Linked DNA regions of Homo sapiens: region 1 is linked to region 2. The links are chromatin loops, found by intact Hi-C in ENCODE. Cell type or tissue: Caco-2. All regions are shown on one strand. Region 1 overlaps SPMIP8 (sperm microtubule inner protein 8). Region 2 overlaps KIFC3 (kinesin family member C3).

Evidence for each region. Peaks named below come from ENCODE experiments on the same cell type or tissue, not always from the same donor. Only the 100,000 strongest peaks of a DNase experiment are listed, where the experiment ranks them.
Region 1: it touches region 2 in a loop (2.5-fold over the local background); 6 of 110 quality-filtered maps call a loop at or near these places.

Annotation. Positions count from the first base shown.
Region 1 is chr16:57,985,409-57,987,908 of GRCh38, reverse strand. SPMIP8 (sperm microtubule inner protein 8) reads right to left here. Exons shown (of 8, transcript NM_199456.3): 6 at 2,363-2,427; 7 at 1,968-2,000; 8 at 1-513. The coding sequence ends at 483. Among named protein-coding and RNA genes, the nearest start is that of SPMIP8, 10 kb to the right of the region's middle. In Caco-2, no CTCF peak of the experiment used is centred here; a DNase peak (open chromatin) is centred at 1,498.
Region 2 is chr16:57,794,430-57,796,929 of GRCh38, reverse strand. It overlaps KIFC3 (kinesin family member C3), which reads left to right. Exons shown (of 20, transcript NM_001130100.2): 3 at 1,789-1,931. Among named protein-coding and RNA genes, the nearest start is that of KIFC3, 6.8 kb to the left of the region's middle. RefSeq lists enhancers at 681-1,497, 1,498-2,316. In Caco-2, a CTCF peak has its summit at 1,400 (motif pointing left); a DNase peak (open chromatin) is centred at 1,369.

The sequences.
Region 1 (2,500 bases), 190 kb before region 2:
CACCAGTATGACAAGAGCTTCAAAAAGGCACCTAAAAATAGCTTTCTAGCCCTCTCCCTTTCTTCTTAGGGCTCAAATTCAGGATCTGAAATGGAGGGGGCTTGGGTGTGGGGCTGCAGGCAAGGGGCTGGAGCACATCTCTTGCTCTTGGATCTCAATTCTGGCTGGACCTTGCGGCTTACACCCTGACTCTCAAACCAGGTCACCAGACATTTTTCTCCAACCCCCCACCAGTCCTCCAGGAGTTGGCCGGGGACGGGCAAGGGTAAGATACTGTCATCCTGTGGCCCTGACCCTCTCCCAGGCTGTGCAACACACACAGACAGAGACAATTGCGTGTGTCTCTAAGGGAGCATTAGGTTTATTTCTAGTTAGGCTGAACTCCTGGGGAGATGGCTGGTGCCACCATAAGTCCTCTGTCTGGCCAGGGGACCTGAGGTGGCACCGTCCGGCAGCCTGGGAGTCAGCCTCCTTTCCAGAGATTAATGCCAGGGGGTCAGGTAGTTGACACGACTGTGGAGAGAAGTAGGGGTGAGGTGGGGGTTTCCAGGGTGTCCTAGGGGAAAAATCAGGCTTTTCCCCTCTAGGATCTGAAAACACAGCTTCCAGCCAGCCTCTATGTGGCTCAGGAGACTTCAGTGGCTCCCTGTTTTCTGTATTTTCAGCTGTCCTCCTTAGCTTTCAAGCTAACCTCCCTCCTTTGACTGTGCCTCATCCTTCTCTCCCATTGATACCTAACTATGAACAGCTTCACCCATTTTTCAATCATTTAGTGAACCTACTCTGTTAGGCATCATATGGTAGCAAAACCCAGAAACGTTTCCCCGTGTGGGAGACGGGAAGGCTGGTTTCTGTCAATAATGACAGTGCAATAGTCTGAGTATTGCACTCGATACTCAGGGACACAAAGGTAGTGACCAATGGGAGGGAGTGTGAGCCGGTGGGGAGAGGCAGAGGGTGGGGGAAGACTTCAAGGAGGATGGCACATCTGGGCTGGGCTTTGAAGAGCATGAAGGAGGCCGGGCACTGTAGCTCACGCCTGTAATCCCAATACTTTGGGAGGCTGAGGTGGGTGGATCATAAGGTCAGGAGTTCGAGACCAGCCTGACCATCATGGTGAAACCTCATCTCTACTAAAAATACAAAAATTAGCCAAGCTTGGTCATGCGCACCTGTAATCCCAGCTACTCAGAAAGCTGAGGCAGGAGAATTGCTTGAACCCGGGAGGCGGAGGTTGCAGTGAGCTGAGATCAGGCCATTGCACTCTAGCCTGGGCGACAGAGTGAGACTCCGTCTCAATAATAATAATAATAATAATAATAATGGCACGAAGGAGTTTTCCAGGCAGAGGAGGAAGGGCCATCTAGGCGCTGAAACAGCACAGGCAAAGGTGTGAAGAGTGCTTGGTCTGCTGGGTTTCGGGGGAGTCTAGTCTGGCTGGAGTGTACAAAGTGGGGCCGGGAGGGTGAGAGATGGCTTAGTTATGAAAATGTTTGAGTATCCTGCAACCTCTTGCAAGAGGTGCTTATCTTGGAGATAAGAACTCTTGTTCTTATCTTATCTCTTTACTTGTGGGGCGACCCTGCCGGGAAGACCACTTAGCCCCCTCCCTTAGGGCCTCTCCGCACCCTAAAAGGCAGATTCTCGGCTCTCTCCCTTGTGTTTCTTATTTGTCTGTTTTCTCTCCTTCTAGTTAACATCCTCGCCCTATCCTTTTGGCCTCCTCCAGTCAAACCTGGTGGGATGTGGACCCCCTCCCGCGTCCACCCCCACCCCAGTGGGCTGCACATTTGCCAGGGGCGGATCTCTCCAGAGCGAAGCAGCTCGCGCCCTCCCAGGAGGGCCCCTCCTCCTCGCCAGGCCTCGCTGGGGCAGGGGGGTTTCAGAGTCAGGGAGCCCCGAGGCTGTCCCCAGCAGTCGGATGAGAACGTGGTTGGCTGTGGGGCGGGACAGGACCGTTCCCCTACCTGTAGCTGGAGCCGAAGCTTCGGAAAGTGTTCCTGGGAAAGAACGGGGCGGGTGAGCACGAGATGGGAAGGGGCGACCCTCTCTGGGCGCCTCACTCGACCTCGGGAGCCACCCCCTCTCCCCGCCATCCCTCCTGAAGGGTTCCAGGGCGCCTTCACCCAATGCGAACGCCTCCACTCCGCAAGGGTGGAGTTGTCAGGGAGGGCAAGGTGCTCCGTTTAGTAGGAATTACACATGTATTCATTTGAAATTGCAATTTGTTTCTGGTGTATTGGAGCCAATTTTTCCCAGTTCTCACGTTTTCAAGGGGCATTGCCTGTGCGCTAGGAAAGCGGCCCAGACCTCATCCTCCCTCCTCCAGATATGGGGTCCCCGGGCGCGTGGCGTCACTTACAGGGAGTCGAAAGGCAGGGGCTTCTGTCCGTAGCGGTCCAGGCTGGGGTTCTGGCTGAGGCAGTACTGAGGCGGGCAGCAGGGATAGGGGCGCGGTGAGTCGGGGGAGCACGGACGCCCTGCCCACGCCCCACACAGG
Region 2 (2,500 bases):
GGTTGTCCTAAGTATTACAAATGTAATATGAATGAGTATTGCTTTTCCGGTAAAACAAAAGCATTTTCCCTTAGAAAACTTAAAACACATAGAAAAATATCAAAAAGGAAATAAAAATCACAAGTTAGTCACTGAACATTTTATGTAGTGCCTTCTAGTCGTGTGTGTCTGTGTGTGTGTGTGCATGCATATAGGTCTTTGAAATATTGTGTTATCTCAGCTTTCTAACCTGAAGGAAAAAATTGGGTATTATGAAGATTATATGACCATACAGACTTTTATCCACTTAAAAAATTTAAGACAAAGGTCAGATGAAATCCTGTGTGTGAAATGCAAGCGCCGTGCCTGCCACTGGGCCTCAGCCAGCTCAGCTGCCCCAGGCCCCTCTGAGTCCCCCGACCAACCCCCATATTGCCACCCTGAGAATTGGCTGGCAGAGGGTTGATTAGCACATGGGATTTGAATCCTGGCTCCCTGTGACCCTGGGCACATTGTTAACCCTTCCAGGCTTCCGGTTCTTTGCCTGTCAGGTGGGGAGAATGCCCCCCACCTCCCTGGGGAGTTTTGAGGAGCTGATGGCTACTGTAGTCCTATTGGCCTGTACTGTGGGCCCTTTCTGTGTGCCTGGCACTACATGGGCACCACGTGTATTTCATCCCATTTGATCCTTATCACAGGGCTGTGAAGTTGTCCCCATTTTATTGACAAGCAAACTGAGGACCAAGAAGGTGTGTAAAGGCTGGGTGCTGTGGCTCACGCCTGTAATCCTAGCACTTTGGGAGGCCAAGGCGGGCAGATCACTTGAGGTTAGGAGTTCAAGACCAGCCTGGCCAACATGGTGAAACTCTGTGTCTGCTAAAAATACAAAAATTAGTTGGGCTGGTGGTGCGCACCTGTAATCCCAGCTACTCGGGAGGCTGAGGTATAAGAATTGCTTGAACCCGGGAGGTGGAGGTTGCAGTGAGCCAAGATCGCACCACTGCACTCCAGCCTGGGCAACAGAGAGAGGCCCTGTCTCAAAAAAAAAAAAAAAAAAAAAAAAAAACAAAAAAGCCCAAAAAAACAGAATGTGTGTAAGGCCTGAAAAGCACTTGGCCCAGTGGCTGGCACTCGGGATATTGTTACGCCCCAGGGTAGTGGCTCTGCAGTGTGCCTCATGACTCGTGAGGCTGGCCCCCATCCCACCCTGTTCAGCCCTGCAGGTGGAGGTGGGTGGCTGGGGCATTGCTGCCACAGCCCGCCCTCTCTCCCATGGGTGAGGGAGGCGGTGTGTCAGAGGCACAAGGGGATGCACGTTAGCTGGTTCTGAATACGCTTGGGGAGGCAACGGAGGCTGGGCCACCTGGTTTGGATTTTGTCTTAATGAAGTCAGGGAAGAAATTGCCACCTAGAGGCAGCCGGGGTAATAAAGCCATAGCCCCTGTGCAAGTCCTCAAAGCTTCATGCAGGCTGGCTGGCAATGGCTTCCTTCCACTTCCCTGCTGAGCAGATGCCTGCCCCAAAAGCCACTGTGGGGATAGGGGAGCCTCCGGTGGGGTATTGGGCCCCTTCCAGAAGAGAATCTTTGGGCGGCTTTTGGTAAGGAAGGAGCGTAGCCACTGCCCCGAGCCAGGCCTTCCCCTCTGCAGGGCAGGCGTTTTTTGGGTGTGTGAGCCCCTCCTGGCCACATCTGGACCAGCCAGGGATGTGTGAAAGCTGAGCTCAGCTGCGGCCCTGGCCAGTGGTCCATGGCTAGCAGTCTTTGGCCAGTGGTCGGAGTGTCTCACCTATCTCTCTGTCCTGGGACAGGGCGTGGAAAAGATACCCCAGTCTGCGGTGACGAGGACTCCAGTGCCCGAAGTGCAGCTCGCCCAGCCCTAGCTCAGTGCCGAGCCCTTAGCGTGGACTGGGCTGGCCCCGGAAGCCCCCACGGGCTCTACCTGACCCTGCAGGTAAGCACTGGGGCCTTCCAGGCTGCATGTGCCTTGGCTCTCTGAGCTCCAGTGGCTGGGTTCCTGCCAGGCTTCTGGGGGTAGGAAGCACCTGGGGAGAGCCGGGGACCCACCTCGCACCTCTCTGTTGGGCCCCTCATGACCCCTCTGCCTGGGAGCCTGCTTTATTAAGTCAGACGGGAAATCTCATAGGAGCTGACAGGAGCTTTTCAGCCATGCCCTGGCTGAGGTGTTAAAATGGGAAGCATGGGGCCTTAGCTGAGATGGGCAGAGCTTGGAGAAGGTATTGGGAAAACAGGCAGGTTTGGGGTGGTTGATTATTCTGAAACATGGTTATGTGAGTATTTCCTTGTATTTCCTTGGGAATATTTCCTTGTTTGAAGTGAGAATTCAAAGCTAGATGGAGGATTCACTAAAACTTGGGGTCTTCTCCCTTGCAGTTATCACCAAGTGACTTTAAAATGACAAAGTAAGGCTAGGCGCGGTGGCTCAGGCCTGTAATCTCACCACTTTGGGAGGCTGAGATAGGAGGATCGCTTGAGCCCAGGAGTTCACGACCAGCCTGGACA